Regions from separate parts of the Homo sapiens genome. Here all the other regions are linked to region 1. Evidence: chromatin contacts called from ENCODE Hi-C or POLR2A ChIA-PET data. All regions are on one chromosome and are shown on one strand. Each heading gives the region's core, a stretch centred on a gene start or an enhancer-like site at or near the end of the contact. The rest is flanking DNA. Distances are from core to core; before and after follow the strand shown.

Region 1 (3,433 bases), core at 554-3,053:
ATATGGAAGAAGGGATGCATGAGTTAACAAATTATTGACTTTAAAAGAGGTATTTCTTACAAAAATCATCTAATTTGCATTCAACAAATATTAAAAATCCATTATGTGCTTAAGATGAGTTGCTAATATGGCAAAGGTTAAGGACATATAAATTAGAAAAGAGAACCTAGAGGACGTCGATTCTGGTTATTTACTCTGGCTAATTGTTCTAGAATAATTATCTTCATTATCCTAATGTGAAACACCAAGTAGGACTCTATGTGTTATGTTATGAAGAAAGATGTTTTGCTAACGAGATCCACACATATCTTTGATGTTCAAAGTGGGAATATAGTGTAGCAAGAAGAAAATTGTTGAAAATATTTCCAATTGTATATGTTATGCATATCATCTAAACATAAACATGATGCATTGAAAAAAATACTGTTGGCAAAGCAATTTAGAAATTCCAGAAAATAAGCCAGGCATGGTAGTGTGTGCCTGTAATCCCAGCACTTTGGGAGGCTGAGGCAGGCGGATCCCTTGAAGTCAGGAGTTCCAGACTAGCCTGGCCAACATGGTGAAACCCTGTCTCTACTGAAAATATAAAAATTAGCCAGGCGTGGTGGCATGCACCTGTAGTCCCAGCTACTCAGGCTGAGGCAGGAGAATTGCTTGAATCTGGGAGGTGGAGGTTGCAGTGAGCTGAGATCGCACCACTCCACTCCAGCCTGGGCGGCAGAGTAAGTGAGACTCCATCTCCAAAAAAAAAAAAAGAAAGAAAGAAATTCCAGAAAATACCTTTTCATTCAACTCTGAAATCAAAGAGTACACCATTGCTTTGTGTACTGTTTTTGACTTTTTTCTCTTTTCAGTTTTCAGCATATGCCAAGTACTGCCAAAGAGGTTCTTGCATTTGAAGGCAGGTCAGTTATCAGTGCGAAAATACTTACTGTGAGTCGATAGGGAATTTTTCCACCTGCCATTATCGGAAGTTATATTTGATGATACGTTCACTGAATCTGGGAAACCTTCACAGAATCCCCATTGTCTTAGCAGAAAGGATATCAATCATGAGTTATGCAATCTCTTGTGTAAAATTCACCCCTAAAGAGATGTATTAGATCTAGATTTTTGGCAGTAAACAGTTGGCTTTAATAGTCGTGACAGAAATCGAAATTTCCCTGTTTCCTGTTATTCTTTGAACTGGCATGTCAGCTTCTGTTTTAGGCTTTGTTGATAAGAAATATTTAAATCAAAGGAAGACTTTGAAGAAAAGGCAGTAACCTTGCTGCCATACCTGTAAACACAGGAGGCTTATTTAACATGATGCTTGAGAGCGTAGGTTTGGGGCAGCTTTTCCACCTGTCAGAGCTCAGTGGCCTTGGATAAGTTGCTTTCGTCTGTGAGGTTCAGGTTCCTCAACTGTAAAGAGATAAAAACCACATGTTCCGGTTTGCTTAGAACAGCCCTGGTTTACAGCTGTTATTCTGTGTAATTATTAATTGCACCCCCTTTCACTCTCAGAGGTGTTCTGGTTTCGATAAAATTACATAGTTACCCTAACCTACCTTGGAGAGTTGGTGTGAGGTTGAAGTAAATTAATGTTTGTGAAACCCTTAGCACAGTGCCTGGCACAGACTAGATGCTCAGATGATGATGATAAGTATTGTTAAGCTGATTGGTATTTCAAACCACGCTTCAAAGAAAATGATTCAATAGACAATGTCTGTTTTTATAAAAATTTGGCCACTCTCCCAATCATCTCGTCTTTTGTTCCACCCACATAGAATTTCCTGCCCAAGGCAATAAATTTGAGAGGTTTCAGCAGCTACTGACGAATTTCTGATTGTCATGGCTTTACAGGTTATCTAGGTGTGGCACTACCAGTGTTTATGCTATTGCTAGCTTGTTCATCGGGGTACACGTTAGGATATAGAACTTTTTCACAAATTAGATCTTATTTTCCACAAACAGCCCCATGAAACAGATTATTTTAATAGCTATTACTATTATTTTAATCTGGAAATGGAGACTCAGAAATATGAAATGGCTTTCTCAAGATCACATAGCTCGAAAGCACCAGGAAGCATGCGAAGGCGGGGCTCCTTGCAGGGAGCATGTGAAGGCGGGGCTCCTTGCAGGGAGCATGTGAAGGCGGGGCTCCTTGCAGGGAGCATGTGAAGGCGGGGCTCCTTGCAGCTCATTTCTTTTCATCGCACCATGCTGGTTAAGCAAAAGGGCAAGATTACTCAGTTACCTCAATTCCTCCTCATTATGCCCAATTTTGTCATCTCTTATTCCTCTTTGACTTGTCTGGTATGCTTCACTCAATTTTTTTTTCCCCCAAAAAAGTTTTTAAGTGCTACTTGGTCTCAGTATATGGATCCCATTCTTGGCCTAGGGCAGCTTACAGTCGAGAAGTGATTACTCCATGTCCAATCATGTGTTACTGGGTCTCTGTGAGTAATTTCAGGAAACTGTAGAAACACAAATGAGTCAATGCTCACTGCTCTGCAGTTATGGCACCTTCTTATTCCATGCCATTGCAGACAAAAATGAGAAAATTGGGGTCTGTCATTCCCACGCCTTTTTGCCTGCAAACCAGTGAGAATGTCTCCAATGACCCATTCCAGTTTCTCTTGCTGTTTCCATCCCACTACTCTATAATCAGGGTCTGTTTATACCTGCCTTCTCTTCTAGATTAATGGACAGCATCCCTATCTTGTTGATCTCTGTGTTTCCAGTATGATGCCAAGCACTTGGCACATGGAAAGGCTCAGGCGCCAGGGACTGTGCTCAGTGCTGTATGTGAATATATTCAGTATTTATTGCAACCATGCAAAGTAGCTTTGATTATGCCCATATCATGGATGAGAAAACTGTATCTTGGAGAGATTAGATCACTTGCCTAAGATCACATAGTTTTTAAATACTGAAACAAGATCTTTCTTTATTAAAACGCCTTTTATTGAAGTATAACTTACATAAAATAATCTATACATATTTAAAGTATACAACTTAATAAATTTTGACATATGTATACACACAGGAGACCATTACCATAATCAAGAGAGTGAACACATCTATCACCCCTAAAAGCAAAACCAGGATTTAAACCTAGACTTACGACTCTAGAGCTCATGTTTTTCCCCCAGTAATGACTGTATGGGGAGTAGAGCCTTTGCCACAGTCCTTTCCTCCTAACCATTCTCATTCTCTTATGGGGAGTTTTGCATTGTTGAGATAATACAAAGAGCATCTTTTACAACCCAATTGTCCATCAATAAAAAATGTGAATAAATTAGTACTGGAGTGGAATGTATACCCCAGTGAAATGAATGAATTACAGTTTCACACAACTACATGGATGTGTCTTAGAAAGATAATAGTAAGAAAAACACAAAGAGAATAATACTATTTTTGTAAAAGTCAAAGCAAGTTTATGCACGCA
Region 2 (3,433 bases), core at 251-2,750, 240 kb before region 1:
GGAGGGAAGGAGCAGCCGGCGCTTTCCTGCCCGCCTGCAAACTTCAGCGGGACTCGCGGCTCCCCTCGCCGCCGCGGCCGCCGCCGCCCAGAGCTGCCCCTGGAACTTCCTCTCGCCGCGCGGCCCGCGAAGCCCTGCGGGTGGAGGAACGCCGCCGGGCGCCAGGCAGCCACGGCTCGGACCCCATTCCTGCCCCGCGCCGCCCGGGTGCCCGCTCGCCCGCGCGCCCGTCCGTCCGTCCGTCCTTCCTGCCCGCCCGGCCTCTCCCCTGCGGGCAGGGGCCGCCAGGCTTCCCTCGGCGCCCCGCCGCTGCCCGGGACTTCCTTTGTGTTGGATGCAGGCTGGCGCCCCGCGCCGACGGGAGGCAGACTGAGGGATCCCGCGCCGCCGGCCCGCCCCCGCCATGCCCTTCCACCAGAGGACCCTGGAGCCCGCGCGGCTGCGCCGGCCCGAGGCGGCGGGGGCCGGGGCTGCGGGCGCGCCACTCTTCCGCTCGCTGGAGCAGGTCAGCTCGCATGCCCTGGGCTGCCTGCTGGCGCAGCTGGCCGACCTGTCGCGCTGCGCCGGGGACATCTTCGGCGAGCTCGAGGGCCAGGCGGCCGCGCTGGGCCACCGCACCGCCGCGCTGCACCGCCGCCTCGACGCCCTGCAAGCCGCCGCTGCGCGCCTGGACCACCGCCGAGTGAAAATCCGTGAGTGGCCGGCGGGCCGGGGGAGGGGAACCGGCGGGGGAGGCACCCGGAGAGCTGCTCCCGCCCGCCCCCTGGCGGCCCTGGGTCGGCGCGGGGGCCGCGGAGCCCCGCGATGTCGGGGTCTCCAGTGGGGACTGCCGGACCCCAGCGGGAGGCTGGGCAGGTGGCAGGGGCGCAGAGCGCTCTGTGACTTTCGGACTCCTGGAGGGTCTTGGCTACCTCGAGAGAGTGGGCGCGGAGGGTGGGAATTGGACAGTCCCCTTGTCTGCTCCTTCTGTCTGTCTGTGTCTGTCTGTTTGGGAGACCCCGGGGCGCTGTAGACAGAGGAGAGCCAAGTTCGTGGGAAAACTGTCACAGGCAGGTAGCCTGTTGGAAAAGCCAGGGGAGAATATAAATTTGGGCATATAGTAGTTACAGTTTTGGAGACTTCAGGACGATCCGTTTGTAAAACCCTGGGGATCTCGGCGAGCGTTGGGGCTGCTTGCCACCTCTCTTCCCGCCGCCTACCTGTGTTCTTACCGACAAGCAAAACTATGCAGACTTTAAGGGTTTTCCCATTTGGCGCAGAATTTTCTTTCTTCTCCCAGACTGACCCACCAGCTCTTTGTGATTCAGAAGACGTTGACCTTGAGTTCAGGCTCTGAATCCCATTCATCTTTGTCCGGCTTCCTCCAACCCTGAAAGTCAAGTCTATGTCCTGATATAGTGATCTCTCCGGTGATCCATTTCATTTCAGCAGCTTAACTGGCTCCGGTGAATGAAGCAACTGGAATTTCCTGCTGGCCCAAAGCAGAGAAACTTTCAGTGTGATGTCTCTGTGGTTTCTCCCTTTTAAGTACGTGAACTTGGTCATAATCCTAAGTGTAAAGAATAAATTGGAGATGGTTGATGGATTGCTGGGTGGGAGGGGAGATGTTGATGTAACACACGCCTAGATTTCAGCAGCTCTGGATGAAATAGTTTTTTCTCCTAGAATCACTTCATATGCAATCTCGAATAGCTCGTTTTCCAGCTAGCTAGAAAAACTTAGCTATATTTTAACTACCTTACAGCCTAAGAGTTCAAAATTTTCAATTATTTAATTTCAGTGAGATTGCTTGCTATAATACATCTTTCTCCAAGTTGTATAATTAATTCGTGGCAGTTTTACATTTTTGCGTTCATCTCTTTGATTGTGCCGTCAACACATTCATATGAATTGTGGACAGTTCCCAACCTGGGAGAGCGTCCCCCTCCAAGAAAAAAAAATCAGTGGGGAGGAATCAAAGTGATCTCATAAGGTTGTTGACATAATCAGAATATATCTACTTAATGTGAGTGATGACTTCATGCATATGGTAGGATACACTGTCCTAGTAGGATGTCATGGTCTATGCGGCAATCACGAGTTGCTTCTATGCGTTTTCTGTCTAGGGTGTAGGTACGTGGGAGAACCAGAATTTTACCCTTGACAAAGAATGTGATGAGGGAGATCTGATTGATAGGTGAACTGATCTATTGTGGGAATTAAAAAACAAGAGGAAACTCCCTGAAGGTCAAGAACTCCTTCCTTTACTAGTTTGGTTTTACATTTAAATGTATCACTTTTCTCTGTTCTTTAGTACATATGCCCCAATAGGCTACTGTCCATAGCCAGAAATCCCCCAAATTCTCCATATTAACTAAGGTTGTTCTAATTACAGTAACTGAAATAACTCTTTTCAAAACTTTTCACAAGTTTGTTTGAATCTTAAGTGGTTGTGATTTCATACCTGTCTTCCAGGCTGGAGTGCTGTGGTGCAATCTCAGCTCACTGCACCCTCCGCCTCCTGGGTTCAAGCAATCCTCCTGCCTCAGCCTCTAGAGTACCTGGGATTACAGGCGCCCGCCACCACGCCCGGCTAATTTTTGTATTTTTAGTAGAGACAGGGTTTCGCCATGTTTGTCAGGCTGGTCTTTAACTCCCAACCTCAGGCGATCCACCTGCCTCGACCTCCCAAAGTGCTGGGATTACAGGTGTGAGCTACCACACGTGGCCCCATTTTTTTTTTTTTAATAATCATGCAAGAAGGCTTTTTATTGAATATAATTATGCCTGAGTATAAATGTACATGTAGAGAAGAAAGCTGACTATCAAGACATTAATTTTTGTGGTTTCTTTCACCTTCACACACTTTGCTTTTTTATGTGCTTAAAAGCAGTGAAATGCCTATGCATTACCATCTGTTAGGATTCTTTTAAAACAATGCCTCAAACCTTGTTTCTGTGTAAAAACTACAGTTTGAAGTTGTTCTGCCATTTTAGGCAGGTCTTCAGAATATCATACTCCATTAGTATGGATGGCTAGACTTTTAGACTTGGAATTGACCGTAAAGGCCATCCATTTCGTGAATTCTTACCCAGAGAGGAAATCCAGTCCAACAGCATTGCAGTTAATTCACCCCAGGTTAGGCTGTGGGTAATGACACATCCGGGCCTGAAGCCCAAACCTTCTGATTGTCTCGCCTGTCGTCCCACTGCCTGTGTTCCTTCCCTTTAGAAGAGTGTGGAGCCAGGCACAGTGGCTCATGCCTGTAATCCCAGCACTTTGGGAGACCAAGGTGGGCGGATCATTTGAGGCTAGGAGTTCAAGATCAGCCTGGCCAACATGGCGAAACCCCGTCTCTACCAAAAATACAAAAATTAGCGAGACTGTCTCAAAAAAAAAAAAGGTGTGGAAATGGGGAGCAAAGTTTAGATATGTTCCTTAAACAGTCCTAAGG
Region 3 (3,433 bases), core at 337-2,836, 200 kb before region 1:
AATGCATTGCTCTGAGAGGGCCGCATGATTTACAGCCAAAACAACATCTTAGGAAGTTTCCCATACCGAGGCACCTGAAAAATCAACACAGATTTTGTTCTGTTGAAAAACCAGATTTTATAAAATTGGAGTTAATGCATTTTTAATTCTTATTTTATTGAGCTTTTCTGTAATTTTGTAAAAGAAACTCGTAAGTTTTCAGAAAAGTTTTATAAGCAAATTATCAGAGGTCTTGGGTGACATTAGAAACACAGTGCCAAAGATTCATGTTTGTAAAGATACCAGAAGAAGTCATTCCTTTCATCGAGGACCGGTGCTTAAGCATTTTAGATCCACAGTTTGTGTCTTTGTCACATGGGTTTCTCCTCAGAGTCACGAGTTGCCTGCGGCATGTCCAGGACCCATTGAAGGCAGAAAGAAGAGGAAAGAGGGAGGGCTTTCTCTGACTGAGGTTTTTTGGGGGAGGTAAGCTCTTTCTGGTGACTTCTGCTTTCATCACATCGGAACTGTGTATGTCAACTTCCAGCTGCCTTGGTGGGGGTCTTGTGTTTTTATCAGGGCACACGGCTGCCCTAGAGAGTAATTGGTGTTGTATTAATACAAAAAGAGAGGGCAATGGGTACTGGATTGGCACAACAGTATATGCCATGTTATGCTTTTATTATTTTGTTGATTTTATTTGGATATAATCCTTTTGAAATAATTGCTCCCATCAAAGTGGTAGTACTTCATGTGGCTTTGCTGAAATTTTTTTTTAGTTTCAAAGTTATGAAAATAAACTTAATACTCATTGTATTAGCAAGTAAAGGACAATTGTAATTTTGTTTTCAACTATTGCTGTTGAATGTGATCCATTTTTCTCTGACTCATCTTAGTGTTGTAAACTAGTTAAAAGTCATGCCAAGTTAGGTGTCTATTTCACGGATTTTTAAAACATCATTCCACAGCTTCTTATGAAGCAGCTACTTTTCTAGGGAGAATGGACAGCAAGAGATCAGTGGATGGGAATGATAAGAAATATCCTCTGACCTCAAAGAGCTTCTAATCTGCTGGGTCAAGCGGGAGAGCGGTTGGTAACTATAGTGAAAGGAAGCATGAAACACAAGCTGGATATGGAGGTTAAAGGAAACATTTCTACAAGTCCTGCGGGAAGAGGGTGACAGGACATAAAACAGAGGTAGTGTTATTGTTTAATTTCCATATTTTTAATTGTATTTTTATGAAACTCAATTAGTGTATTACAGAACTTGTCACTTTAGTGAGGAAGGAAAAGGGACTTTATGAGTCAAGGATGTCATTAGAACATGTTAATTCCTCTTAGTTTCTTTCCCTCCTTGTTTTAGAGCTCTGCCAACTCCCAGTGCTTCAAATAGCCACTTTCAGTGGGTGAATATGTTATGGATTTTAGTTTCCCCAAATAAAATATTGTAACCTAATCAAATTATCCACCAGTATGGAAATAAATTCTTAAAAATCAAAGCTTATAGAGCAGACACTGTCAACCTCTTTTCACACATCCTCTGACTCATATCATTCATGTGCACACCCCTTAGAGCGTGGGTGGTTTCTTTTCACATAATTAGAATCATACTGTATGTATTGTTCTGCAACTGGCTTTTCCCCACCTCGTAACAGCTTTTAAAAATTCTTTTCTCCTCAGTATACATGGAATAGTGTTTTTTTTGTTTTGTTTTGTTTTGTTTTTCAGTCAAGGCTGGTACCACCCTTACCTGGGGATTTAAAAAACAAAATATGTGGGAGCATTTTATGGAGGAATCGTTGGCCCAGAATACTAATAGCATCTCATTGAGAAACAATGATATGTGTACTGAAAAGAAATTGAATTTGTCACATAAAAAAAAAGAATGATATGGAAATACCTGCTGTTCTTAGTATTTCTTTAAAAAAATTAAAATAATTTAAAAAATATGATTGTACCTTAAGTATTTTCTTATCAATGGCCAGTGTCTTTACACATCTATTGGTTTGCATGTACAAGAACATAGCACAAACTAGAAGAATTGCTGGGTCAAAGGATATGCATGTTCAAAATTTAATGATGCTCTCGAATCACTCTCCAAAAAGGCTGTACAAAATTGCAGTCCTAATAACAGCATACACATTTTCCCACATCCTTTTCAACACTTGATAGTATCAGTTAATTTTTTTTGCAAGCATATTAAGAAAAAATAAAGTCTTGTTTAAATTTCCATTTTCCTGTCCAAAAAAAGTCTGCAACAGAGTACTTTCAGTTTAATGATAAATGACTAATTTACTCTTAGATATGCAGTTAGTGCTCGTCTGCTCTGGATTCTCTGCTGCCTATTTCATGTTTCAAAAACAGACTCATTTACAAATCAGTCACCTCTTTGGAGTGTCTTTTTAGTCCCATCTGCACAGGGTGTCACACTGATCCTCATTGGCAGGAGTAAATTTTATGAAGAACTATGAATTGGTATTTGCATAGAGGGAGCTGTATTTTCCAAACTGTGGTTGCTACTGCATCACTGGGTTGGTGAAATCAAATTAGGGACAATGAGCAATGTAAACAAAGAAATAGAATATAAAATATTGGAGCGTATCATACAGTAAGGGTAAGACATGTTTCGTGAAACATTTCATATGTATTTGTGTTTTGAATATGGGTTTCTGTGTACATATATATGCATATATCATATGTATACTGCGTGGTGATGTGAAATATCTCTGAGCTATGGAATGCTGGTATGGAGAATCTCAGCTTTAAACATTTATTCAAGGCACAGTTTATTTCTGCCCTGCCTGAGGCAACAGTTTCATACTTGATTGTGGCATTTCACAAAATAAGTTGCCAATCATAACAATACTTTGTGAAAGGTTAAAGACTAAGGCTTTTTTTTTTGAGACGGAGTCTTGCTCTGTTGCCAGGCTGGAGTGTGGTGGTGCGATCTTGGCATCTCAGCTCACTGCAATCTCCGCCTCCTGGGTTCAAGTGATTCTCCTGCCTCAGCCTCCCGCATATCTGGGATTACAGGCACATGCCACTACGCCTGGCTAGTTTTTGTATTTTTAGTAGAGACGGGGTTTCACCTTGTTGGCCAGGATGGTCTTGATCCCTTGACCTCGTGATCCACCCTCCTCGGCCTCCCAAAGTGCTGAGATTACAGGCTTGAGCCACCGTGCCTGGCCAAGACTAAGGCTTTTTAAGAGGAACTTAAATGCTTAGAAATACATGTCACCTAGTTAGACCTGGAAATATAATAGGTGTGGAAAGTCAAATTGTCTTGAGTGCAGAATGAAGAAATGAAGTTTTACACCCTACTAAATTTAATTTCACTGAGCAATTTAATTTTTCCTTGCTCCAGTGCAGTTACTGAACTTGACTCTGTGGTAGCTGTTTAGCTCTGCAGGCAAGAGAATGCAGAGGAAATCCTTGAATTTCAACAGCCTCTCC
Region 4 (3,433 bases), core at 395-2,894, 140 kb before region 1:
TTGAGTTGCAAATTAGGGTCATGTGCTGGATGGGGCTTGTGCTGGGGAACAGGGTCTGGGCTCACGTGTGAACCAGCAGCCAGCTAACCACAGCAGGCGGCCCCTGAACGATTTTGTGGTGCACTCCTTGTTTTAAGCACTTTGCTCCTTTCAAAGTACATTTTTCTTTCTTTGTGAAAATCATCTAGAAAAGAAAAAGTCCACTTTTGAGTGAGTGATACAGAGAAATCTGTAAACTTGGGGTCTCATTAAAATCTTGCTATGTAGCCCTTTCCTTGTCAGTGTCAACGTGCTCAATTTAAAGTACACACCCTCTCAATTATTTGTCTGTTGTCTAGCTCTTCCTAGGAAGCAGAAGAGTGGTTTTCAGCTCTCGGTGCTGCTTATTGGGGATCGTATTGTATTTTGTAGATTTGGCAATGGGCCCATACATCTGTGGAGTGAAAAGCTCCCTAGGTGATTCTGATGTACAGCCATGGTCAAAAAACATTGAAATAGACAAGTGCATGAAGATCAAAGAGTTGAGGGAAAACACTCAACGATGTCACGTCAGTCCCCAAGAACAGGTACAGGGGCTGTTTTTGCTTAGAGCCGGGGAGGAGTTGCAGAAGCCCCGCGAAATTGGCAGTCCTATTGGCAGTAAATTAAGCTCTCAAGGATTGAGTTCTACGTAGCTTCATTCTCCCAAATGACTGAATAGATACTCCCACCTTGTCCTGAAATAGTTGTGAATGAGAGTCTAACTGTTCTTTGCTACTGAATACCAAAAATACTAGTACTTTAGCCAAACCCTTTCTCTGTTGCTTAGAAGCTGCTGAATCAGTGTAGTGCATTTCTCCTATTTTATCCACATCCCCCAACCACATAATTAATGTGATCAAAATAAACTGACCCCCACCACATCCCTGGAAATTTACAGCAACATTAGCATGTCAAAGGCTGGGAAAGTCCTGTAGTGAACAAGACAAAAAACCTTTTAAAAACTTTGTTTGCCCTAAGCTTATTTGCATAGGAAGATACTTTTTGCTCCTATACCTACAACTGAACAGTTTTTCCTTAACACCAGTTTGGGAAAAACTGCCCAAGTCACTTTTTGATTCAGCAGTTTTCTTAGAGTTAATTTCTGACAGCTGAACCTCTCTTTAAAATCCTCTTTGAAGTTGGACTGAATTAACAAATGGAAGGCTTGGCAAAGCAGTTTACTAATTCATAACTCTATCCCTCAGCTTTCTTTGTGTTGCTAAATACTATAATCTTTGACCCGAAAGGAAGAATACTGCTAACAAGTAAATATTTAAAAGGTCCCATGAAATATAATGTGCATGAGTTTGTGCCTGGGGAGACCGTCTACTGGAAGAAAGAAATGACTCACTTTTCATCTCCTAATGAAAGTGAGTTTGTTGTTTTACAGTAGGTTGAAAGGAAGTATTTTGAGTGCTAAGGGCTAGATTTCCTTTTATTTTTAAGTTTAGTTAGCCGTTGGCCTCACTGATTTGAGAATTGCATGTTAAGTCATAATTCCTAAGTGCGTCAGCACTCTCTCTCTGTATGAGTGAATTAGCATGATTGTGAATGAATGAACTCTGTGCTACCAAAGCCCAGCATTTGGAACAGTGAGAGGAAACGGAAACGTGACTCACTGATGTACTTGAAGACTATGAACGGGGAATCACGAACTTCAGAGCCAGACCTGAAGCATGGGAGAGTGGGCAGAGCCTGGACTGGGGCAAGGACAACGGGATTCTAGTCCTAGCAGTGCTCCTGACTGCCTCCGTGTCAGTGCTGGAATCACAGAACCCGTCTACCTCCTGTGATTAATAGGACATGTGAATTATTTGTCACTCGGATCCTTTACAGTTTCAGGATTCAATAAGTCTTTGAATTCTACTGATTCTCTGGTTTGTGTGGAAGTGGGTGTGTATGTTTTAATGGCTTTCAGATGGGATTCATCCAGGCTCCATTAAATCAACTTTATTTTTAATTTTGAAGTGAACTGCCATGACAGAGTTTGGCTAGGAAAGTCCATAACAGAAAATGAGGAAGCAAGTAAACTGATTTATAAGGCTGTGGGCAACTGACTTCCTGTGGCTGTGGCATTTGGTATATAGAATGATATATATGTGATGCTTTTGGAGAAAGGTTAATTATTGTCTACAGGCAAAATTTTTGCTCCATCACAATTGCTTTTAAAAAGCTGAAATAGCAGCTCCTAGCCACCCTGTTTCATATGTCTTACGATATTTAGAAAATATTTAGACCAGCCCACTAAAATATATCCACACACCTTTTTCCTTAAGGGCAATTACCTGCATACTTGTCAGTTTTCACTCTTTAGTTCTGGATATGTAGGGGTTTTTTTTGTTGTTGTTTTTTGTTTTTTGTTGTTTTTTGTTTTTTTGTGCGACAGTCTCGCTCTGTCGCCCAAGCTGGAGTGCAGTGGAGCAATCTTGGCTCACTGCAGCCTCCACCTCCTGGGTTCAAGTGATTCTCATGCCTCAGCCTGAGACTGTAGTAGCTGGGATTACGGGCGCCTGCCACCACCCCAGCCAATTTTTGTATTTTTAGTAGAGACGGGGTTTCCCCATGCTGGCCAGGCTGGTCTCAAACTCCTGGCCTCAAGTGATCCACCCGCCTCAGCCTCCCAAAGTGCTGGGATTATAGGTGTGAGCTACCGTGCCTGGCCTATATAGTTTTTACACAGTCATTTTTGCATATGAAGAATCTTGTGTTCTATTTTCATTCAGTTGTTTTCTTTCATGCAGGCTAAATTGACCTTGAGATGTGGGTGTGGGACCTATTAGAAATTACCTGTGCAATCTTGAAAAGTGATAATATGGGTATTTAATATTGTGTTTTGGGGAGCAGGAAACTGTAGTTTTCTTGAGGGTGATAATTAAATTCTCTTTAGTTTGATTATAGCTATGAGAATGCATTTATTGTCATGGAATAATTGAGCAAAAAACCCAAAAAACATTTTCAAATGGGAACTTTCAAAGTTACAGTCGTCTCCCTTTATCCATGAGGGATAGGTTCCAAAACCCTCGGTGGATGCCTGAAACCATGGATCCTATGGAACCCTAGATACATTATGTTTTTCCAATCTGATAACCGAGTAGTCTGTTCAGTAACTCAGGAGAGTGTGTGTCCACAGCATGGATCCGCTGCACAGAAGGATGATCCACGTGCACGTGCAGGGCTGGACAGAGCAGGACGGTGGGAGATTTCATCACGCGACTTAGAACCGCGCTCAATTGAAAACTTATGAATTAGCTGGGCAGGGTGGCTCACACCTGTAATCCCAGCATGTTGGGAGGCTGAGGCAGGCAGATCACTTGAGCCCAGGAGTTTAAGACCAGCCTGGGAAACACAGGGAGATAGCTCTACCAGAAAACAAACAAACAACAACAACAAAAAAATCAGCCAGGCATGGGGG

What was found. Hi-C counts contacts between places; a loop is a spot of excess contacts on that map. ChIA-PET counts read pairs that join two places held with the same protein, here RNA polymerase II (POLR2A). Pooled maps may share reads with other maps.
Region 2: a pooled map shows a loop between it and region 1 (2.9-fold over the local background). The contact joins the promoter of NHSL1-AS1 here to the enhancer-like site in region 1. A Hi-C loop is called at or near these places in 4 of 50 pooled maps. POLR2A ChIA-PET finds 5 or more read pairs at or near these places in 2 of 52 experiments (GM12878 and MCF 10A).
Region 3: a loop to region 1 is called in a pooled map, with 4 times the contacts of the local background. The contact joins two enhancer-like sites. A Hi-C loop is called at or near these places in 4 of 50 pooled maps. POLR2A ChIA-PET finds 5 or more read pairs at or near these places in 3 of 52 experiments (HCT116, WTC11 and activated CD4-positive, alpha-beta T cell).
Region 4: a map with no recorded cell type shows a loop between it and region 1 (10-fold over the local background). The contact joins two enhancer-like sites. A Hi-C loop is called at or near these places in 15 of 37 single-sample maps with no recorded cell type and 10 of 50 pooled maps.

The regions. Positions count from the first base shown.
Region 1 is chr6:138,454,206-138,457,638 of GRCh38, reverse strand. All of the region lies in intron 3 of NHSL1 (NHS like 1), which reads left to right. Among named protein-coding and RNA genes, the nearest start is that of MIR3145, 21 kb to the right of the region's middle. Within about 2 kb of position 1,803, at least 11 of the 41 ENCODE cell types and tissues checked have a DNase peak (open chromatin) inside an H3K27ac peak, as active enhancers do.
Region 2 is chr6:138,689,735-138,693,167 of GRCh38, reverse strand. It overlaps NHSL1-AS1 (NHSL1 antisense RNA 1), which reads right to left and starts at 1,500. Exons shown (of 4, transcript NR_033896.1): 1 at 1,200-1,500. It overlaps LOC124900217 (collagen alpha-1(III) chain), which reads right to left and starts at 442. Exons shown (of 2, transcript XM_047419637.1): 1 at 1-442. The coding sequence starts at 405. It also overlaps a transcript of NHSL1 not described here. RefSeq lists silencers at 374-723, 734-783 and an enhancer at 906-2,105.
Region 3 is chr6:138,653,009-138,656,441 of GRCh38, reverse strand. It overlaps a transcript of NHSL1 not described here. Among named protein-coding and RNA genes, the nearest start is that of NHSL1-AS1, 37 kb to the left of the region's middle. Within about 2 kb of position 1,586, at least 3 of the 41 ENCODE cell types and tissues checked have a DNase peak (open chromatin) inside an H3K27ac peak, as active enhancers do.
Region 4 is chr6:138,591,567-138,594,999 of GRCh38, reverse strand. It overlaps a transcript of NHSL1 not described here. Among named protein-coding and RNA genes, the nearest start is that of NHSL1, 94 kb to the right of the region's middle. RefSeq lists enhancers at 1,396-1,465, 1,494-1,788, 2,774-3,274, 3,275-3,433. Within about 2 kb of position 1,644, at least 22 of the 41 ENCODE cell types and tissues checked have a DNase peak (open chromatin) inside an H3K27ac peak, as active enhancers do.